Regions from separate parts of the Homo sapiens genome. Here all the other regions are linked to region 2. Evidence: chromatin loops called from intact Hi-C (ENCODE). Cell type or tissue: IMR-90. All regions are shown on one strand.

The links. Hi-C counts contacts between places; a loop is a spot of excess contacts. Peaks named below come from ENCODE experiments on the same cell type or tissue, not always from the same donor. Only the 100,000 strongest peaks of a DNase experiment are listed, where the experiment ranks them.
Region 1: it touches region 2 in a loop (9-fold over the local background); 50 of 110 quality-filtered maps call a loop at or near these places.
Region 3: it touches region 2 in a loop (4-fold over the local background); 2 of 110 quality-filtered maps call a loop at or near these places.

The regions. Positions count from the first base shown.
Region 1 is chr2:219,832,592-219,840,591 of GRCh38, reverse strand. No RefSeq gene overlaps it. Among named protein-coding and RNA genes, the nearest start is that of LINC01803, 68 kb to the left of the region's middle. In IMR-90, a CTCF peak has its summit at 3,735 (motif pointing right); no DNase peak of the experiment used is centred here.
Region 2 is chr2:219,733,156-219,741,155 of GRCh38, reverse strand. It overlaps LINC02832 (long intergenic non-protein coding RNA 2832), which reads right to left. Exons shown (of 2, transcript NR_185880.1): 2 at 3,228-3,702. LOC105373887 (a long non-coding RNA gene) reads right to left here and starts at 2,357. Exons shown (of 3, transcript XR_923923.2): 1 at 2,201-2,357. In IMR-90, CTCF peaks have their summits at 3,776 (motif pointing left) and 4,758 (motif pointing left); a DNase peak (open chromatin) is centred at 4,725.
Region 3 is chr2:221,097,223-221,105,222 of GRCh38, reverse strand. No RefSeq gene overlaps it. Among named protein-coding and RNA genes, the nearest start is that of EPHA4, 470 kb to the left of the region's middle. RefSeq lists an enhancer at 360-654. In IMR-90, CTCF peaks have their summits at 481 and 4,318 (motif pointing right); DNase peaks (open chromatin) are centred at 532 and 7,522; H3K27ac peaks cover 191 bases.

The sequences.
Region 1 (8,000 bases), 99 kb before region 2:
AGGGACAGGGGTCAGTGTCGGCTTTCTCAGAGGCTGGCTAGTGTACTTGGATTTCTCCAAAACAAAGAAAGGTGTTGAGACTGGACAGCCTGTAACAGTGAATATTCATTGCTGGTACCTCCTAGGTACAAAGCCTGCCCTCTAGTTGCTGACACTTTGAGAGAAGAAAACACTAATAACATAAAATAATGTTTTCTCTGGCCGGGTGCGGTGGCTCACACCTGTAATCCCAGCACTTTGGGAGGCTGAGGCGGGTGGATCACCTGAGGTCAGGAGTTCTAGACCAGCCTGGCCAACATGGTGAAACCCCATCTCTACTAAAAACAAAAAAAAAATAGCCGGGGGTGGTGGCAGACACCTGTAATCCTAGCTACTCGGGAGGCTGAGGCAGGAGAATCACTTGAAACCAGCAAGTGGAGGTTGCAGTGAGCCGAGATCGTGCCATTGCACTCCAGCCTGGGCAACGAGAGAAAAACTCTGTCTCAAATAGTAATAATAATAAAGTTTTCTCAATTTAATATAAATAAATGTCAAATTATGTACATTCTGGGTAACATCATTCACTACTTTGAGTTATGTAAAGAAATGGAGATAAGATAGCACTAAAGACAACTTTACTATTCTGCTTGGACTTGGGCTTAGAAATAACATTCGCACATACAAAGCTGAGATTCAAGAGAAATATATGTTTCCATTTTTAGTGTGTTCCTAGGTGCTCTTTGTTCCTTTGGCAGCAATAACCCCAATAATTGGGGAAATACATTACCTACTGAGGCATTCCAAATCTTCTAAATCAAGCTCATTAGAGTCCACTGCTTTCATGATGGACTTTTCCATATCTGATAGCAAATTAAAGACAGTGAAGATGTTTGAAAAGCTGGCCAGGCCTAAGGTACAAAAGCAGAAAGCTTATTATCCTTCCTTTCTCCAACTCACTTTCTTCTTAGGCATGAAACACCCAGCCCCATCCTCTCCTGAACTTGACCAGTTAGCTTTACTTGTTTCTGTTCTATTCCCCTTGTCCAGTCCAAAATTTCGGCTCCAGTACATTCCTTTTATTTCCTTTACTCAAGAATGAGATTGCCTCAGCCTGTCCAACATGGTGAAACCCCATCACTACAAACGATACAAAAATTAGCCCGGCATGGTGGCACACACCTGCAATCCCAGCCTCTCAGGAGGCCAAGGCACGAGAATCGCTTGAACCCAGGAGGCGGAGGTTTCAGTGAGCCGAGATCATGCCACTGCACTCCAGCCTGGGTGACAGAGCAAGACTCTGTCTCAAAAAAAAAAGAAAGAAAGAAAGAATGAGATTGCCTCTACACATTACCAGAAAGTAAAATAAATGGAAAAAAAAAAAGAAACCCACAAACTTCTTATTTGTGTTCCTACTCAAGACGACCAATGTCGTTCTTGCAATTCTGAGCCAAGTGCCTAAGACAGAATGGAGTCCTCTTTAAACATGAGGGAATCTGGGGTGCCAGGTGAACTAGACTTCGCGACATTCCTAGCCTACTCTAAGCAAGAAACAAAACATGTAAGTTTCCCAGCAAACCAATGTGCACATGACAAGAGCTGTAATCAATAAGTAACTTGATAAAGTGGATAAAAATTGACTCGTGGGGAGTGAAACATCCTATTAAGCAAATTCAACCCAGACCACTTCAACCCAGACCACTTTCAGTCAGCCATACCAAGCTGCAAAACTCAACAACCAAAGTCTTTGTGGGAGAAGCTAGATCAATATTTTAAACCCAAGCTCCTTAACGTTGTACTACCAGCAAACCAGGGGGGGAAAATCATGATGCCTTCTAAATCCAAAGACAGAAAAAAGGATGGGGAAAGCAGGGGAGGGGCCAGAAATATGTAGGTTGTAAGTTACACGCAACTCCCAGGGAATAAATCTGTCTTTCCTGAACTACACAAGTGCTTAAATCCACCAGTCCAGCCGCAAGCGACCTTCATGAATACTGAAAGAGGAGAAGGAAATATTCAGGTCGCAAATTTATCTGATTGAAAGGCAGCAACTAAGTGAAGCCTGCAAAAGTTTGATTTCTTTTTCATTAATATTGGGGGAGGAAAGAAAACACTCTGAGATGCCAGGCACAGAGGAAAGGGAAGCATTGCCTGCTGCAATTTTTTTCAAATTGCATGAATACCATCATATAAATATTTTCATTTGTGAGGAAAGTGCGATTCTGTGTAAAAGAGTTCTCATGAATAAGTACCAAGCATTCAAAGCAGATCTCCACTGGAATTCCAGAAGCATTTCTGCTGCCCTACCTGAGCACCAGCCTCTTCTTACCCAGCCACAATAGCCAATCAAAAAAGCAATTCTCAAAATTATAGTCTGCTGACAGAGGATATCAAAGGGCTAAGTTTTGCTGTGCTTTGATTGGATTCCAACTTATGGGGACCAGCGAACATCTACTCTTATAAGGCTCTGACAAAGAGATGAAAAGAAACAATGTCAGCATGATCGCCAGGGCAAATTATTTTATAGCCATTTCTCCTCCACCTTGGTCCCCATCCAAAAGAAATCACCTAATCAAAACTACTTCCAATTGTTTTCATTTGCAACTCAATTTTCTGTGAACTCATTGAGGGCCTACTATGTGTAGAGCACTACAGGGTATGTGGGGGCGGGGGAATGCTTATGACAGGTCCCTCAGTCAGGTGACTCCAAAATTATCCAGTGAAATCCGGGTGAAAGAGAGGCAGCTGGTAGCTCCTAGAGGCCCCTTGCAGATGGGCAGTGGAGGGTCAGCCTGCCATCGGACATCGCCATTCAAACCCTAGGTGTTTGTAAACGTGGCTGAGTAGAAATGGCAAGGGCTTGAATGGGAGTCCAAGTCCTGGCCATGCCACTGGATTTTGGCACGATACTTAATGTGTCTGGGCCTCGGTTTCTTCATCTGTAAAATAGAATAATACCTATATCATGGGGGTGTGGGGAAGATTAAAGTCATAGGTAGAATGCTAGGAAAGTGCTCGAAGCCAAGTAGGTGCTGAGTAATGGTCAGCTACTTCTCTTTTCATGAAGAAAGTCGTTAGCAAGGGCTCAAGGCTGGCACAGAGAAAACATGAACTCTATTCTCCCCGACCTCATGTCTGGTACAAGGACACCTGGAACAATAACAAGGCAGACAAGCTCTCCAGCCTACTCTGGCCCTGTCAGCTCACCTGCTCACTGCAGCAAGGCTGAGCAGAAAGACAATTACCTCAGAGTGAAGAGAAATTGGATCCAACCCTGAGAAAGATGATTGAGGCATTTCAGAAAGTGAAAAGCTAATGTGAATAGACAGTTTCCAAAGCCATTCCTCCCCCTTTGTAACTGAACTGGACAGCCGGCCGATCCTCAGGGAAGGGGAGGGTCTCTACAAAGGGCCCCCTACTTCACCCAGACTCCATGGAAACCTATGGGCAAAGAACTGGGCTAAGCACTTTTGTGGATACAAGCATAGTCAAGAAGTGGTTCTGTCCCCCAAGGAGACTACAAGTAAGTCAGGAAAAGGAAATAGATATGGATTAAAAGTTATTTGTTTGGCCGAGCACAGTGGCTTATGCCTGTAATACCTGCACTTTGGGAGGCCAGGGCAGGAGGATCAGTGAAGGCCAAGAGTTCAAGACCAGCCTGGGCAACATAGCAAGATCCCATCTCTACAAAACAGCTTTTTAAATTTGTTTAATGTTATATGTTTTGTACACCAATGTTTGTAGAAGCACTATTCACAATTGCCGAAAGGTGGCAGCAACACAAATGTCCATGAACAGATGAATGAAGAGACAGAATGTTGCATATATGTGCAATGAAATATTCTTTAACCCTAAAAAGGAATGAAATTCTGATACATGCTAAAACGTGGTCAAGCTTTGAGGACATTATGTTAAGTGAAATAAGCCAAGCACAAAAGGACAATTATTGTATGATTTCACTTGCGTGAGTTACTTAGAACAGGCAAATTCATAAATAAAATAGAGGATACCAGGGTCTAGGAAGAGGAAGAATGAGGAATTATTGTATTAAACCCTCTAAGGGTGCAAAGTTTCTGTTTGGGAAGATAAAAAAGTTCTGAAAATGGATAGCAGTGATGGTTGCACATGCACACACTGTAAATGTATTTAATAACACTGAATTTATACACTTAAAAAATTATTTAAAAGAAAATAATCCTGGGGCCAGGTGCGGTGGCTCACGCCTGTAATCCAGCACTTTGGGAGGCCAAGGTGGGCGGATCAGGAGATCAGGAGATTGAGACCATCTTGGCTAACACAGTGAAACCCTGTCTCTACTAAAAATAAAGAAAAGTAGCTGGGTGTGGTGGCAGGTGCCTGTAGTCCCAGCTACTCGGGAGGCTGAGGCAGGAGAACGGCATGAACCCAGGAGGCAGAGCTTGCAGTGAGCCAAGATTGCACCACTGCACTCCAGCCTGGGCAACAGAGTGAGACTCTGTCTAAAAAAAAAAAAGAAAAGAAAAAAAAGAAAATGATCCCAAAATTTGTGTGGGACCACAAACATTCGTGTGAATCTCAAATAGCCAAAGCAATATTGAGCCAAAAGAACAAAGCTGAAGACATCATACAACCTGATTTCAATATATACTGTAAAGCTACAGTAATCAAAACAGGATGGTACTAGCATGAAAGTGGAAATATAGATCAATGGAGCAGAATAGTGAGCCCAGAAATAAATCCACACTTTTACAGTCAACTGATCTTCTACAAAGTTTCCAGGAACACACAATGGGAAAAAACAGACTCTTCAATAAATAATATTGAAAAAAATTTATCCACATGCAGAAAAATAAAACCGAACCCTCACTTTTTTTTTTGAAACAGAGTTTCACTCTGTCACTCAGGCCAAAGTACAGTGTCACAATCATAGCTCACTGTAACCTCTAACTCCTGGGCTTAAGCAATTCTTCTGCCTCAGCTTCCCACGTAGCTGGAACTACAGGCATGCACCATCACACCTGGCTATTTTTTAAAACATTTTTGAAGAGGCAGGGTATTGCTATGTTGCCCAGGCTGATCTCAAACTCCTGGCGTCAGGCAATCCTCCTGCCTTGGCCTCCCAAAGTGTTGGAATTATAGGCCTGAGCCACCATTCCTGGCCAAGAAAAAGCCACTTGACATTGATCTAGGAAATGATTTTTTTGGATATGACTCAAAAGCTCGGGCAGTAAAAGCAAAAACAAACATGGGGTTGCGTCAAACTAAAATGTTTCTGCACAGCAAACAATCAACACAGTGAAGAGACAATCTGCAGAATGGGAGAAGATATTTGCAAATCATACATCTGATAAAGGGTTAATATCCAAAATATATTTTAAAAACTCAGACAATTCAATAGGAAGAAAACAAATAACCCAATTTAAAAATGGGCAAAAGGACCTGCATAGACATTTCTCAAAAGATGACATACAAATGGCCAATGGGCATATGAAAATATGCTCAACATTATCAATCATCATGGAAATGCAAATCAAAACCACAATGAGCTATCATTTTACACCTGTTAGAATGGTTATTATCAAAATGTCAAAAGATAACAAATGTTGGCAAGGATGTGGAGAAAAGGGAATCCTCGTACACTATTGGTGGGAATGCAAGTTAGTACAGACATTATAGAAAACATATGGAGGTGCCTCACAAATTAAAAATAGAGCTATCATGTGATCCAGCAATCCCAATTTCGGGTACATATCCAAAGAAAATAAAATCACTATCTTGAAGAGATACCTGCACTCTCATGTATATTGCAGTATTATTAGCAATAGTCAAGATATGAAATCAATTTAAGTGTTCGTTGACAAATGAATGAGTAAAGAAAATGTAGACTACACATGCACACACACAAACATACACACACACACACCCACACACACACAATGGAATACTATTCAGCCTTTAAAAAGAAGGAAATCCTGTAATTTGCAACAACATGGATGAAACTGGAGAATGTTGTGCAAAGTAAAATAAGTCAGGCACAGAAAAGCAAATACTGCATGATTTACTTACATGTAGAACCAAAAAAAGTTGAACTCATGGAAGCAGAGTAGAACGGTAGCTACCAGAGGTAAAGGGGGTGGGAGATGGGGGGAGGATTGGGGAAACGTTGGTCAAAGAAGGGTACAAACATTCAGTTAGACAGGATGAATAAGTTCTCATGCCTGTAATCTACAGGCATGTAGATTTTATATACTACAATCTATTTTTATATGCTACAAAATTCCCAGGAGAGTAGATCTTAAATGCTCTCACCACAAAGAAATGATTGGTATTTGAGGTCCTGGATATGTTCATTAGTTTGAATTCATTATTTCACAATGTATACATATAACAAAACATCATGTTTTATGCCATAAATATATACAATTTTAAATTGTCAATTATACCTTAATGAAGCTAGGAGGAAATGGCTAAAATGGTAACTTTCATGTTATACATATTTTAGGACAATTTTTAAAAGGTATATGTCCACTACAGCGTTTGCCAAGACCACTCCCTCACACAGCCCCCACCTCACACATTTTGTGCTATGTTACTTCCACCACCCCTAGCCATAAGAGATGAAACCAAGAGTGTTGAACAAATGAGCCAATTTATAGGTGTACAAGGCTTGTATGACGTGGCCCAAATGTAAGAGCAGGCTCTGAGCTTGTGATGGTTAATATTGAGTGTCAACTTGATTGGATTTAAAGATGCAAAGTATTGATCCTGGGTATGTCTGTGAGGGTGTTGCCAAAGGAGAATAACATTTGAGTCAGTGGGCTGAGGAAGGCAGACCCACCCTTAATCTGGGTGGACACCATCTAATCAGCTGCCAGCAAATATAAAGCAGGCAGAGAAAATGTGAAAAAGCTAGACTGGCTTAGCCTCGGAACCCACATCTTTCTCCCATGCTGAATTCTTCCTGTCCTCGAACGTTGGACTCCCAAGTTTTTCAGCTTTGGGACTCAGACTGGCTTCCTTGCCCCTCAGCTTGCAAACAGCCTATTGTGGAATCTTGTGATTGTGTGAGTTAATACTACTTAATAAACTCCTCTTTATATATACATATGTATACACATATATCTCCTATTAGTTCTGTCCCTCTAGAGAACCCCGACTAATGCAGGGCCCATCTGATACTTGCTCAAAAAATTTAACTGGAAATGCAAAGGAATGGAGGTCCTTAGTAGTAGTAGCTAAAGCTGAAAAGTCATAATGCAGAAGACAGGACCATGACAGACCATGTGCAAGCTAAATTTTGGAGGATATAAAAAGTATTAATAAGAAGGCAGAAAAAAATTAACCACTGTAGGTTGTACCTGTCAACCTACCTGTCAAGGTCCTGGCAGGCAAAGGACTGCACACTCAAACCAAGTAATTGAGAAAGGTTAGATGAAGAGCTCATGTTCAGAGCAAGGGGCAGGGTTTAGGGGAACTAATAAAGGAGGATGCAGTACTTGAGAGCTAGTCACAGCAAGGTCTGTTACCACCCCTGGGCCTGAGGGGCCAGGCAGGGAAGAGTATCAGAACCATGAGAGAGGAGCTGAACTCAGAGAGCTGCCTTAGGCAGAGGGCTGCAGCTTACCCACAGCAACCCCGCAGGAAAGGAGCTGGGGGAATGCCACCTCAACCTTACCCTCCTCCTGCCTCCTTTTCTCCTGCCCTGCCTCTATTGGTCAAACCAAACCAGAGCCAGTGGACAATCCATTCAAGTGCGTCCTCCTTATAGTGGCACTTTGCAGAGGAGATAGCAAAACTGGGCTTGAGTTGTATTGCAACTGGTTCTGATGAGCTGAAACGGAGAATCGACTGTGAATTTTGAATGACTCAGGTAAGCCAGGCCCTTCCTGGACCCTTCTACAGGTTCCTTCTTCACCAATGAACAATGGGACTTGTTTTAACCAATCGGGCCCACACCTAACAAGAGTGGTAGTTTTCCATCCTTAATTGAGATAACCACCCTGAAACCCTCTTCCGAAGTCAAAAAAAAAAAAACACTTGACTCT
Region 2 (8,000 bases):
GATTCCAGTCCTGGATTTTTCTGCTTTACGGTGAAGTTTCTGCCTTCAAGGTAAGGAGCAGATGTTTTCTAAGCTCCCAGGGATTTATCTGCCTTGTTCACACCTTCAGCAGACAGTTCATTGCAGTTTTAATTTATATGGTTCTGTCTCACTGGTGGGACAATAATTCTCGCTCCACTTCAAGTCACAAAATGGCGGCATAAAGGAAAACCAGGCTGTGTCTCATCACATCCAGCTTGCATCCCTCCCTGCTCCTCATTTTCTTTATGCTTCACATGCTCCCTGAATCCAAACAATTCAATCAATCTCAGGTTTGCAACTTGCTGCCAAGAGAGGCCCCATGGCACAGCAGGGAGAGCATAAATTTGGAAGCTGCTTGCTGGGTTCAAGGCCCAGGTCAACCAACAACTCACCAGCCCGATCACCTCCCATCTCTGGGCCTCAGTTTATTCATCTGTAACCTCAGGGCAGGTTGATCCTAATGATTTGTAAGGTCCCTTCCAGCCCTGACATTCTGTTAAACTCAAGTTTATTTGTGAAAGGAGGCTTTCAATCTCTGCTCACCTTGTCCCATCCCAAGCCTGAAAAAGCTACCCGGGTGCCCCTCTGCTGCGCCCACCATTTAGGCTCAGACCCACAGAGGGAGAATCATTCCCAGCTGCTGGCAGCCTAATCCAGCAGCCATGCAGGGAGTCTCGTTACGCCCGTTTCACATGGGTCATGTCAAGTCAACGTGTATTTCTTAAATGCCTCTGACAAGCCCAGAAAGAGGGTGGAGCCCCCAGGGCCTCAGTGACTTCCTCTGCGAAACGAAAGACTTGCACTCGCTGCACTTGTAAGGTGCCTCCCACCTCTGAAGTCCTGAGATTCAGGATTCCGCTGGGGGAAGGGTGGCTACTGCCCAGGGTTGCCAACTGCCAGCCCCGCCCCTGGCATGGCCCAGGCCCAGTTCCTTTCAAGCCTGTGCACCTGAGGCTTCATGTGGGCAGAGTAACCCCCAGTCCAGATATAACCACACGGAGATGAGGGGACGTGTGTGTCATGAACACAGTCACGGCCCCAACACTTCTCCACGGCTGAGTCCCAGCCCTGCCTCCTCCCTGGCCCCCAGCTCTCTGGGCCACTCTGAGATGGATGGCAAAGAGGCAGATGCTTGTCTAGATGGTGTGGTTGAAAGGGAGTCCCCGCACACCCTCCAACTATCTCGCTCACAGACCTGCCTAAAATCCTCATCACAGGCACTTCGATTCTTTGCATTCAGGCATCTTACTTCCAGAAGTTTCCTGTTAAATGCAAATATACACAGAAGAGTCACATGTACTCAGCCTTGGACTTCTTTTTCCAATGCCACCCTTTCACTAACATGTACCAGCTCCCCTCACTACTCCCCAGCAGCCTGAGTCCAGAGCAAAGACCTCTGGCAAACACAAGAACTCTCCCACCAAGAGAAAGGCAGAAACCTAAATTTATGGAGAAAAAAAAAAAAAAACTAGATAGGAAGAGGGAGAAAACAAATAGTCATGCTATCTGACTTCCACCCTGATTTATTTTATGCCCTCCCACAACTAGGGAAAGAAATAGGAATTGGAAGAGGAATTGGTTGGAAAAGAAGAAAAGGATAAGGGGTAACGTAATGGTGATTTGCATACCCATTGTCTTACGAGTGTATTTAGGAATAAAAGTTCTCACTTTTTAAAGTTGTAAAGCCCCATCACATTTTGTTTGATTTGGCTACATGAAACTCTCCTTAAATTACTGCACATGTTTATAAACTTGAATGAATAAAAATTAATTTTGAGTGGGGAGACTTAGAGGGATACGTGTAGCTACACAGAAGGAAACCACAGATATGCAGAACTGGAATTAGCTCTCCGCCTTCCTCACTGAAGCCAGAAGAAAAACTGGAGTCACCATGCATGGAGCAGAATTTAGACCACGTGGAAGACTTTCCTAAAGGAGAGTTGTTGAAACTGAAAGAGAGAATTAGAGGAGATTGGGAGATTTCTTTTTTTGTAAATATTTTTTAAACAGAATCTGTCCCATTTGTGATGGGCTGAAATGTGTAACCGCACCCCCCCCACACACACACACCATTCATGTGTTGAAGCTGTAATCTCCAGAGGGGCAGCATTTGGATACTGGGCCTTTAGGAAGGTAATTAAAGTTAAATAAAGTCATTAATGTAAGGCACTGGGTTTACCGGCAGAAAACACGGCAGCATCCCCGTCAGGAGTCCGGCAATCTCCTCACAACACTCTGACCCATTGGTTCCAGAATCCATGTCCTTTTTTTGAACATACCACCTCCAGGCCTACTCAGCCATCCTTTTTTTTTTTTCTTGGAGTCTCACTCTATCACCCAGGCTGGAGTGCAGTGGTGCCATCTTGGCTCACTGCAACCTCTGCCTCCCAGGTTCAAGTGAGTTTCTTGCCTCAGCCTCCTCCCAGATAGCTGGGATTACAGGCACCCACCACCACGCTCGGCTAAGGGGTCCAGATTCGACCTGTCAAGAAATAAGAGGATGATGCTGTAGAGAAATGGGAAACAGCCATTGTCCCTCACAAACAAACCCAACAGGGGCAGGCAGTGTGCCCCTGTACACCAGGAAGGGATTTTTTTTTTTTCTTTGTAGACAGTCTCACTCTTTTGTCTAGGCTGGAGTGCAGTGGCGCAATCTCGGCTTACTGCAACACCCACCTCCTGGGTTCAAGTGATTCTCATGTCTCAACCTGCCCAGTAGCTGGGATTAAAAGCATACACCACTACACCCAAGTAATTTTTCTATTTTTAGTAGAGATGGGGTTTCACCATGTTGGCCAGGTTGGTCTCGAACTCCTGGGCTCAAGTGATCGGCCTGCCTCGGCCTCCCAAAGTGCTGGGATTACAGGTGTGAACCACCGCACCTGGCCTGGAATGGCTTCTCGAGTCAAAAAGAACCAAAGAAGAGACTGATGCCTTACACTAGGGATGGTGTCAGGAGACAGCTGCCTTCAGGAAGCTGGAGGTGCTGGGATGGGGAAAATGAGGGAATTTTAAAAGGAAATTTGGGGGTAAATATCTCAGCTAAGCATGGGCTTAGGGAAAGGAATTGAACTGCCCCCAAAAGCTGGGACAACTTGCCTGTTTTGAACAAACCTCTGGTTAACATTAAGAGTAGAAATCTGTACTTGATAAAGGACTTCTGTTCCAAAGCTTTTGAAGGAGGAGAAGTGAAGCTATTTCTTTTCTTTTTTTCCTAGTAAATATTTGTATCAAAAATTCTCAAGTTTGTCGCTATTAAAACGAGGTGATGTAGGTGTTTTCATTGGTACTAAGAGGAGCAGGTAAGCTGTGGACTACTGGTAAGCTGCTGGAGGCAAGACTTGATTTGTAGTATTTGCCAATTTCTGGGTTATAAATACTCCCACCAAGGCTGATTTCAAGCTACCAATGGTTTAACAACCAGCTTGCAAAATTCCTATTTAACCAGAGTCTCTGGCAAGTCACCACCAGCTGGCTCCAGCCAACTTCTGCAGGGCATGCAGGCTGAGCAGTGGCAGGTGACCCAGCACAGAACCAGCAGGGAGAGCCAGAGGCCTGGAGAGCAGAGGAGAAATCCCAAGGGTGATGTCAGGAACGCAGGCAGATCCTCCTTTCCAAGATGCATCGCTTCACGAGCACTACTGGAGGTCCAATGTCATGGTCATCCAGCTGTCCCACTTCCTGGAAGGGAGAAGCACATTTCTGTTCTTTGGGATGCACTACCTTATCCCCTGCACACTGTGATTGTGCCATCTGCAGTCCAAGGGAAGAGCAGCAGCCACAGAGAATACCCCAAATCCACCGCAGTCTTAAACTTCCAACATGTCCACAAGAACTTTAGTTTACAGAATAAAGAAAACAAAGGGAAGGAAGGGAATTTTATTTAGAAAAGATCTTCACTAACCATTGTAAAACCAATGAGCCCCACTTCCCCAGGGACCCCAAGAAAATGCCAATGGTTTCCTCCATAAAGTGAGGAAGAGAAAAGGAGTTTCCAAAATCCATGTTTGGATTTGGCCAGACACGTGCTGAATGCTTTTCCCCAGCAGATAGCAACAGGACCCGAGCAATTCCATCACCCATCTACCCCTGACCTTCTGTAGATGACACCTCTTGACTGACCTATACTCTGCACACTCACGTATAATTCATTTAGAACTTCATTCTGTGATCCAGTGTGTCTCAAATAAAATACAAACATACATTTTTGTTTCCAAAACCAAACCAAATGCAAAAGCTGAGACTGGGGCTTATACCTCCCTAGCTTACCCTTCAGTACCCAGCCCTGAGCTCTCCACTTGGCCAATGTTCCATACATTTTTGTCTTTCTCCCCTGCAGAAATTCACCAGGGGATTCTCTCTAAAGGCTTATGCCAGTCACTTCCAGGGTGTTATGAAAACCTATTTTTTGGCCCATGGGGCAGAGAATTGGGTAGAATTTGAGCCAGCACTGGCAAGCATTAAACTAATGCTTGATGAAGTGGATTAACTAAAAGATAGGATTATCAATACATAACCTAGTGGTTCTTATTATATGTATGTGAGTTATCCATTTAAGAGTCCAGGTAGGGTAATACGTTTAAACAGTGCATACGTAAGAAGACACAGAGGGTGTGAATGATGCATATGTTTCCACCAGCCCTCTGGCTGTGCTTCAAGCTGAAAACTCCTGCATTTCCTTGGACTAAGGAACCACAACTAAGAAGGCATTTATTGGGAACGATAAAGGAGAAAGGGTGACCTCTGCTGGGGAAATGAGTTTGTATCTCATTATTTTCTCCAACTCTGTGAAGAAAAAAGTGAATAAAGTGGGAGGAGGTAGAAATGTAACAATGTCCTCCAGGAACAAATGATCATTTTTCCCCACTAATAATTTCTACAATCTCATCAACAAAAGGTCATTGTTTGTTTGGCACATGAACTCTTTAATGATGTGTAGAAATGAGATTCGACTAGGTTTTATAGTGTTTAATAATCATTCTCTAGAAAAAAATGAAGAAATGCTTTCATTTGGAACTGAATAATTTGCTTTATTTTCCTTTTTCTTTTTTGATATTTCACTAATGAAATGAAGAATCTGCAACTGCTTTTTAAATATGAGAACTACTTAGAATAAATGAAAGTCCAGCCCCCAAATGTCTCATTAAGGTCTACAAGTATTCGTTGGATAAATCCACATTTTAGGAATTAAAATATTAAAAACACTTTCAAACAATCTCTACATTTTACAATTGAATGTTTTATGAAGAATGGGAAATACATTACATCGCTTTAAAACTCAGCAATGCTCAGAACAAAATCACTTCTTTGTCGTTCTCATTACATTGCTTGATTTCACTCCTTTGCGTGTCTTTCATCGCCTTTTGACGAGCAAAAAACATGTGTTGTGCCACTGGCCCTCCAACAGCATTCAGTTATTAGTCAGACTTTCCCTGATTCTAGACATCACTTTGGTCTTTAGCTTTGCCAAGTTTAAAGCAAAATACCTAATTTCAAGTTTTCCATAGAAAAGCTGGGCAAGATCCTTTTAAATCTAGCTTTTTAATTGTGTGATGCTGGTGCACATGTAATTCTTCTGTGTGTGTAATTAGGCTCATCAAGGGAGGGAGTGAAGAGGGGACACACAGGAAAGCAGACTTGGAATATCATTCAGAGTTATAGAAGCTGGATTACACTTTTGGGAAACCGTATGTCCTTTGGGAGTCATGACTATAAAAGACATCAGTATCCACTGTAATGGAACCCATGCTCTATCTTTACCAAAAAAATTTAATAAATCAACTTAAATAGAGTGTTTCTTTAAATACCTGTTTATATGTCCTACATAATAAAAGAATTGTATCTTTGTCAGATGCTTTGCTTAAGCTAGTGCACGCTTCCTTCCCACTTCCCTCAGCCTGATGACACAACAGACTATTTCATCGTCAACACCTTTTTGGAAATTGGGCAGAGAGGACAGAGAAAGGGGAAAGAGTAGATTTAACGTTTATTGGTTGGGTTCCTGCCTGGGCCTAAACTGGGGTGGGTGGGGAGGAGAAAAGAATAGGAGTGAAAACAGGTCAAACAGGACTCATTCCCAGCACTTGCCATGACCTCTTCACTCCCTTGCTTTTTCCTCTAATATCATAAACGTATTCATTCTTTCCTCAGAATATCAAGGAGATGTATTCTTCCTTGAAGGCAATGTTTTTGCTTCCTTTTGTTTTATTAAAAAAGTAGACAATGAATTAAGAAATTAATCAATTCTAAATGTTCATATTTATTTAAATGCCAGTATGCATCGAGTTTTTAAAAAATTAACATAAGACCCTAAAAATTCAAGTAATTGTATCTAATATTAATGACAAGAAACAGTAAAGATGGAAGAAACATATTCCTGAAACCATATGTATTTCTTAGAAAAAGGTGACCTTACAGGTGTAATCATTCATATTAGCATTCGATAGACAACCATCAGTTAAGTAAGTCACTACAAAGGCCTAAGTCATTTCTCTCATTTGATTAATATTAAGCACCTGCTGTATGCCATGCACTGCGCCGGGCATTAGGGAGACAACTCTAATAAAGTCAGATTTCCTTCTGGTCCTTCTGGAGCTTATAATATCATGCCAGACATCAATCAACCATCCACAATTTTAAATATAAAATTACAATAGTGATGAGTGCTACCACTGAGAGGTAGATGGTGCTACGGGAGCATTGTTTTTCTTAAAGAATTGTGTTTTTAAAATCCATCTGCATAGTGGGAAAATCCAGCATTGTTGAATTCTGGCCTAGGGCAGAAATAGCTCAAATCAAAGAACTAAAATCAACATTTTATAGGAACAACATGACCGAGCAAACTCTGAGGTAGTGGTCAAAAAGGTGCTTGATTCAATTTAAATATATTTGTTCAGCATCTATGCTATGTAAAGAAGTGCTTATCAAACTTTCATGTGCTCGGGAATCTCTTGGCAATCTTATTCAATGCAGATTTTGCCTCTGTAGGCTCAGGGTGGGGCCTGGGATTCTGCATCTCTAGCAAGCTGTTAAGAGATGCTGATGCTTCCGGTCCCTTCATCATACCCTAAGTAGCTCCAGTTCAGGCCAAGATGCTGAACTAGCGAGGCTGCTGGATGTCCATCCCACCTCTCACCCCTATTAACCCCACAGGAGCCAGAAAAGTAAAGAAGAGAACACTGTGAGAAGCTCTTGAGTTGACTGGGGATGTTATTTCAAATGAGGTTGTGAAGTGGTGGCTTTGTCCCAAGGCAGGAAGCAGCCCAGCAGGGTTGTGGGAAGAGAAAATAGAAAAACTGGTGGAATTCTGCTCTCACCAACCCCATATCTCCTTGGGGCAAACAGTGCCTGCACCTCACCTGCCAAGCTCAGATATCCTCAGAAGAAACTGAGGATCCTCAGAAGAAATAATCTGGAAGTTATTTCTATGTCTCTTCCCCTTCAAACTCCCAGGGCTGGAAAGTGACAATCTGGTCTTGATGGTGGGCCTCAAACTTGGCTGAAGATACAAATCATGTGGGGAGCTTGAAAGTACTTGGATTCCACCTCTAGAGATTCCATTGAAATTGCTCTGGAGCATGACCCAGGCATCCAGATTTGTAGAGGCTTCCCAGGTCATTTGAATGTGCAGCCAAGATTTAAAACCACTGAATTCTGACTGTCTCCTGCAAATCTGCTTCTCTCTGAGGGACAAAAGATGAAGGCCTGAGCTAAAAGCTTATTTTGTGAGATAAGGAGCAACGGAATATAATTTTCAGAGCTCTCCACCCTGGGGCTCATCTAGCCCCATCCCCTGAGTTCACTGGAGCTAACACGCCTGGACCTGCCTTTCTCAACTTGTACTGCCTGTGGAGTCAGTGCCCTAGGGAAAAAATGAGCACACAAAACAAAATAACAGGACATTTGAGGAGCACAGACATCTCTAAAGGAAGAGGGCCTCCTGGATGACAAATTCCAACAGAAGCAGAAATATTAGGACA
Region 3 (8,000 bases), 1.4 Mb before region 2:
ATACAACTACCTGAAAGTTGGAACCAGAAAAATGAGAAGCGGCTATCTGTGTGGGCAAAAAAGACGGCAAGAGAAGGATTCTTTTCTTTCTTTTTTTTTTTTTTTTTTTCTAGACAGCAGAGGAAGCACTTGGCTTAAAATAAAAAAGCTTCAGCAAAGTTCAAATGAAATACATGCACCAATTCCTTCAGGTCCTTGAGCCCCATGGTATTCTCACAGACAAGAGGAAAGATAGTCTGAAAAATCAAGTCGGAAGGACAATGCCAAGGCCAGCAGGCTCAATCTGCACAGAACGCTGTTTGAGGGGGTTTGGGAAAGGCCACATTGAACTGAATTTCTTTTTTTGTGAACCAAGGATCACTGAGCTGATCCAACAGCCACATCCTCTAGCCGGAAGGCTGCAAGGGGCGAGCTTCAAGGAGCTAAGGCTTCAGGGAGCCCTTTCTGACTGGGAGCCCATTCAAACAGGGAGAGCCCGCCAGCAGGGGAAGTTTGGGCTCAGCAGATGAGTGTGAAGGAACATCGGCCCGGCCAGTGTTGACGTGGCAGGGTGTCAACATTCAGAGCGGCAGCTGCTGCCAGAGCCCTGAGTGCCCAGACTGATAGGAGGGGGCTGGAGCCTTCCAAACAGGCTCAGTCCAGGCACGCAGGAAATGTCAGAGGCAGCAGTCTGGTGGAGGGGCGGCGGCTGTTCCGCGTGGGAAGGTCTCTTTTGATTGATTGCCTGGTACAGAAGCCTGGCGATGGCAGTCAATCAGCACAGGATCTGTGTGGGGTGAGGAGAGAGAGAGGGGAGTGGGAGGAGAGGAGGAAAGTGGAAAATGCGCCAAAAAGAACTTGTGGTGCCTTCCAGAGCCATCAGCTGGAAGAAAGCTCAGTGCTACCCTCCTGGAGAAAATGCTGGCTGAAGACCCCTGCTGAAAACAGGCAGCCACCGCAGCCAGACAGCTCTTATGCCCATGCTGAGCTTCATGGAGTGTGGGACCCATCTCCAAGGGAGCGACTGCCTGGGGTCCTATTTTCCACCCTGCAGAGCAGGAAGGAGAGTCCTGTTTCCCAGCGGATGGGTGTGAGGAAGACACATGTGGACACCTTGTGACTGTGTCTACAGCATCAAGAAGAAGCTGGTGTGACGTGGGCCTCCTGGAGTGAAACTGGGAAGTCAGGCAGCCCTTGTGTTCAGCCCATGGTTTCCTCCCCACAATAGGAGCATTTGTAAGACCAACAAATTGACACAAATCCTGTGTAGATAAAAAAGTAGAGCACAACGCCAAGGAGGCAGGGCTCCAGGCAGCACTCCTCTCTAATTTTTTTCAGTTAAAAGGAAAGGAATCTAGTTTATTAAGTAGACCTCTTGACATATAGACAGAAAATTTAAAATGAATAGATAAATAAATAAATAAGGTGGAAGTCACAGAGATCTAAGATTATATATGCAATTAAATCCTCAGCTAGGAGTTCAGGATTGTAAGAATGGAGTTGAATCTAGAAACAAGAATATGGTCAGGCGTTCCAGACCAGCCTGGCCAACATGGTGAACCCCACCCCCCCCCCACCATCTCTATTAAAAATACAAAAATTAGCCGGGCATGGTGGTGGGTGCCTGTAATCCCAGCTGCTTGGGAGGCTGAGACAGGAGAATGACTTGAACCTGGGAGGTGGAAGTTGCAGTGAGCTGAGATCACACCACTGTACTCTAGCCTGACTGCCAGTGAAACTCTGCCTCAAAAGGAAAGTGAAAGAAAGAAAGGAAAGAAAGGGAAGGGAAGGGGAGGGGAGGGAGACAAAGTGCCCTGTTGCCAATAGTTTTTATTTCAGAGGTCCTCCTGAACAACCTCTCTGGGTTCCTCCTGCCTGAGGTCTCTCACTCCCTATGCAGCTCACCTCTGCCTAACTCATCCCTCCTCAAGGAGGGTTCCTTGATGCCCTATGTCAGGTGGTAACCACTGCCCCGATACTTAAACTTCTGTTCTCTGCTAGAGCCCCCATCGCAGCACTTGCCACGGTATCAGTTATAATTAAAGCATTTATGTGCCCTCTTACTTTTCATCTGTGTCCTCTGCAAGAACATGATCTCCTTGAAGGTGGAACCAAGCCTGTCTTAGTCACCTTGTATCCCAGTACAGGATTGGCATATGGTAAATACTTGTTGAATGAATGGATGATTGAATAGGAACATGTAGTTGGAACAGGAAAGCATCGCACGTTTCAAGAAAACACAGTCTGAGTGTTGGAGACAGGCTGGGGGTAGGTCAGGCTGAGCCATTTTGGGAGGACACTGATCTATAAACTCCAAAAATACTCCAAGATTTGAGAAAAAGAAAATTCACTAGGAGGTTCCAAACCAGCCAACAGTACTGACTGTCAGGAGGAAAAAAAAAAATCCCAAGGATTTTGAAATTCTCAGGAGTGTATCCATGCTCACTTAACCCCCTGGAGATTCACCAGAAGAAGCACTTGTCAAGGAGAGGAAAATAGCAGGAAACTAAGTATTTTGAGGAGCTTGCTTTGTGCCAGTCACTGTTAAGCAGTTTATATATGGGATCATTCCATTCTCATGGGCAGATTTGTGAATTAGGTATTAGTGGCACTCTTTTAGACTAGAGCTTACAGATGTCATCAGATATGCTTAAGGGGAAACATTGCTGAAGGGTAGAGTCAAGATACTAACCTAGATTTATTCCTGACTTCAGAGCCTGTAGCTTTTTCTAGACAACCACCCGTGTTATTCAAGATCTTCCAGTGTAGTTGCTGGTTTTCTAGGGCTTCTGGTATTCCAAGGCAGCCCAAATTATTCTTAAAGCTCTAAAGCTGCTCCATAGTAGAGTGTGTGTATGTATGTGTGTGTCCTTGTGTTGTAATCAATGCTGGCAGGGTAAAAAAAAGATGGAATTTTAATGCCTACTGGCATAAATAATAAAATTCATAGTATATTTACTCAGTGTTGAGTAGATTATGGATCATGTATCAAACTATGGGATCATAGTTACAGCAGCAAAATTGAGAGCTGGAACTTTTCCTATTTGATTATACTTGCAATGTAGATACCTGAATTTTTTTCTCAATGTGATTTGCATTTGCCTTTGTGTCACTATTCTGGATTATCTATCTATGAGTAGATTATTCTCAGACTCCTGGCCTCAAGTGATCCTCCCACCTCAGCTTCCGGAGATGCTGGTATTACAGGTGTGAGCCACTGCACCCAGCTTATAGGTAGATTATTCTAATTTGGGTTTGTCCAAGAGCGAATGTCCTTCTAAGTTATGAATGATGCCTACTCTACACTTGGGACTCTGTTGACATCTCAGCTCCTTCTATTTAGTTTTATTGTCAAGATATCCTTTGAGACTGAAACACTGAACTTCACCTAATCCATCAAAGGTCTGGGGAATGGTGACACGTGGCATCAGTCTGAAAGAGATCTGCTGATTAACACTGCTGAAGTCGTTTCCATGGAGCACTTGAGTAGTAGGGCAGGATGGGGAAGCTGGACAGCTTCTTGGCCTTTTCCCCACGTTTTCTTTTTCTCTTCAGGTGTGGCCTTGTTGCTTTATTTGAAATCATTAGACTTTAGTTTGGCAGATGTGACTTTATTCACACGCAAGAGCAGAGCATAATTAAAAGCCAAATTTAAGTTCTCAATGCATTGTCTTTTTTGTTATCCATGTATCTACTCATCTTTAACAGAGAAAATAGTTGTGGTTGGACTCTATTTTTATTTATTTTTTTTGAGACGGAGTTTCACCCTTGGTGCACAGGCTGAAGTGCAGTGGAGCCATCTCAGCTCACTGAAACTCTGACTCCCGGGTTCAAGCAATTCTCCTGCCTCAGCCTCCCAAGTAGCATGGATTACAGGCGTGCACCACAACACCTGGGTAATTTTTATATTTTTAGTGGAGACGGAGTTTCACCATGTTGGCCAGGCTGGTCTCCAACTCCTGACTTCAAGTGATCCGCCCATCTCAGCCTCTCAAAGTGGTGGGATTACAGGCGTGAGCCACCGCACCCGGCCTGGACTCTATTTTTGGACAGAATTACACACACAGTGTTGATTGTTATCATAAATGCCACGTGCATAGATGATAACATGCTTTGCCCTGGTTGTGTAAAAGTAGTTTGTTGACCAAATCAGATTTTGTACTTAGAGCCGGGGCAGCTTTCCCTGAGGAATCAAGTCCTGTGGCTTGAGAGGTGACGAACGGTCTTGTCACTTCGGAAGAAACTTCAGGCTACTCATCAATCAGGGATTTTGTTCCTCAAAGTCAGCAGCACCTCAGCTGCCTCCTGATTGAAGGCCCAAAAAGCCACTAGGAGGAGCTAATGACTGACCGAGTTTAGGCTCACCAATATTTAAAGCAAATTGCTGCCACAGACTGCCCACCCTGGGCTGCGGGCTCTGGGTGTTTAATTATTTACATGGTAATGGATGGACCAGGAATCGTCCGCCCTTCCAACAGCTCACCAAGGAGAGCAACTGTGTCTCGTGATTTCATTTGCGGGTTATTTCCTGTGAGGAAGAAGGCTTTTCAACCTTGCTGCAGACAGAAAGGTGGAAAAAGTGCTGCATTAGCAAAACTCCCAAGTGGCTCCCATTTTAAATTAAAAAAAAAATGCAAACACACTGACTTCTGGTTTTCTGATGCTTCCCACAAATTCCCAGTGTACAAGAACCATTGAAGAGACCCAGATAATAAAGAATCTGTTTCTGGATATTATGGGAAGTCCCTCCCTTTTCTGTAAACAGAACATCGGAGGTAAAGAAGGGTCAGACCCTGGAGTCCAAAGGCTGGGTTCGAATCCCAGATCTGCCATCTAACAGCCATGTATCTTTGGATGTGGTTCTTAACCTCTGTGTTCCTCCTTTTCGCCGTCAGTGATAATTCTACATGCTCCTGGGGCTGTGGTGAGGATTAAGTGAGTTAGTACACAAACCTACATGCCTGTGAGCTTGTGCTCAGTTCTGCTTAGTGGGTTTTCTGTTCCCCACGGCCAGCCAAATGCATTCCAAATTGATAATAGAAATTGAGGTGCAATCATGGAATACTATGCAGCCATAAAAAATGATGAGTTCATGTCCTTTGTAGGGACATGGATGAAGCTGGAAACCATCATTCTCAGCAAACTATCACAAGGAGAAAAAACCAAACACCGCATGTTCTCACACATAGGTGGGAATTGAACAATGAGAACACATGGACACAGGAAGGGGAACATCACACACCCGGGCCTGTTGTGGGATGGGGGGAGGGGGGAGGGATAGCATTAGGAGATATACCTAATGTTAAATGACAAGTTAATGGGTGCAGCACACCAACATGGCACATGTATACATATGTAACTAACCTGCACGTTATGCACATGTACCCTAAAACTTAAAAAAAAAAAGAAATTGAGGTGCAATCACAATTTTCTATTCTGCTTTTTCATTGAACAGTTTTTCACAGTCATTTTCGGGGGTACCACCAAATTTAAAGTTCTCTGTAAAGGTGGAAAGGAAAATCTGCAAGAGATTTTCAACATTTAAAAAACCCTAATAATATCATTATGCCTGATTTAACTCAATGCATAATCACGTTTTCTTGCTTTTGGCAGGAATTCTGGCAAATCAAGTTGGTTGTCTCACTTTGCTCATAGAGGCGAGAATCTTGCAGCTCTCTGTTTTTTGAGTATTTTTTCAAGTGATTAAAAATAATTAAAGCTATTGTCTCAAAGTAAATTGGATTTTTTGGCCGGGCATGGTGGCTCACGCATGTACCCAATGCTTTGGGAGGCCAAAGTGAGTGAATCACCCGAGGTCAGGAGTTCAAGATCAGCCTGGCCAACATAGTGAAACCCTGACTCTACTAAAAACAAATACAAAAGTTAGCTGGGCATGGTGGCACGTGCCATTAATCACAGCTACACGGGAGGCTGAGGCGTGAGAATTGCTTGAACCTGGGAGGCGGAGGTTGCAGTGAGCCGAGATCACGCCACTGTACTCCAGCCTGGGTGACAGAGTGAGACTCCATCTCAAAAATAAATTTGTTTTTTTTTAAGTTTGGGAGTTATGTAGGAAAAAAAATATGTTAATCTTCTTTGAGAAAAAAAGTTGAAAACTTCTGTTAAATCTTTATGAACATATCACCATTGTCTTCATGCTTATAAAATGAACTTATATAGCCATTTAATTAGAAATTTTTAAAATAAAAGTTTACCTTTAAAAACAAGGTTTTTATTTTTCCTGGATGTAAAATAAATACACAATAGCAAAAGAGAATGTATAAAACAAGAAAGTACACAGTAGAAAAATAAAAATCATCTAGTAACTGGGCTGTTATGAAATAATCTTTATTAACATTTGGGACTTTTCTTTCTGACATTTTTTTGTATATATACACGTGTGTGTGTGTACCTGTGTTCCTGTATGTACATTTGTGAAATGGAGATTCTGTATGATATCATTTTCACTTTATTATAAATATTTTCTCATTTTAGATTTGGATAATACTATGTTTAATGGTGTCTGTAAGGATTTACTTTTCAGATTCCACCTAGAGCTTAATTTATGAAAACGTTAATGACTCTTGAGCTGCAAGACCTAGAATGAGCCCTAGCAATGTATTTGCAAGAGTAAGGTATATTAACAACTTCCTCTCCTATCCGATGTCATTGAAGTGTCAGTAGTCAATGTTAGTATCTGGCCAAGGGAAACTTGGATTGGAGAAGTGATGGTGTGAGTTTAGTGGAATATTTTTAATAGTTGATAGTCACTTCTTGTGTAGTTAAGTTTTTGAAAGTCTTGCATTGTAATGGTTAGGGTTATAATGCACTAGCTCAACTGGTGTTATACTCAATAACTATAGCAATAACAATAACCCATTCACCAAGGACAGGGAGTGGATGACCTTCAGAACCTTGCCTCAGAGGAGCAGACCATAAGTTTTTCAGCCATCTCCCGTCATCAGTCTCCACTCCGTAAGGTGATAGACAGCTTCCTTCCCTAAACCCACAAACCCCATCTTTAAGAGGCGCTGGGGGAACGAAAAGAAACTTGAAAAACTGATCCTGGTCCCTAAGGAAACAGTTTAAATTGCTGACTTGCACTCTACATAGGGTGTTCTTCTCAATATCTCGACAAGCATTTGGATGGGTTTGTGACAAAGATGAGTACATCAGCAGAGAAATGAAGGCAACACATTTCCTCTGCACATCTGAGGGAAGTATGAGTATGTTTGCAACCCTGCGTCCCTATCCAAGAACAACCTATTCTGTCCTGTGAAGGTCGATAAGGAAAGAATTAGTAGAATGGCTACATGGGGAATGTGGATTATCTGAGATTTTCACCTACTTTTAGTAGGCTACCTTGTCCTAACAGGAATCATTTTTGGTTTCCAATATCATGCCAGAGAATGAGGCCAGGGCCTGCATGTGTTAGTCCTAAAATGCATCATTTGTTTCAAAAAAGGATAATGTGATTTGCCTTGCAGAGGATCTCAGCAGTAGTTGGCTAGCCCAGAGGTGAGTCAGGGTTAAGTGACTTAGGAAGCCACATGAGTCAGTGGGGCCTGCACAGATGGAGGGAGCTGACTTGGCAGGTTCTCTTCTAGAGGCAGCCCCCTTGTCGGTGGAGCAGGCCTTTCATTTACTCCCTTTCCAGGGTGGTTTTCCTGGGTGACATGGGCACCAGTGGAAATATGCATAATGAAGGTCTCTTTTGGCTACCACTCTGGCCACAGTATTTTGCCCCCCAACACCCCTGCAGACCTTCCTGTCTATATGCACGAAAGCCAAGAGATTTCACACAGCTTGACTGAAACAAATACCAAGTCAGACGAGACCTCAGATCTGAGCTGCATAAATGCAACACCGTGGAATGCAGCAGGTACTGTCAAACGTCCAAATGTTAATATTAGAGAGATTATGAGTAATTCCTTTTTGATTTAAGCAAGTTCTTTTTTATAGATGCCAATGCATTTCAATTAAATGTGCAAAACTGCCAAAGCCTGTAGGACATATAAAAT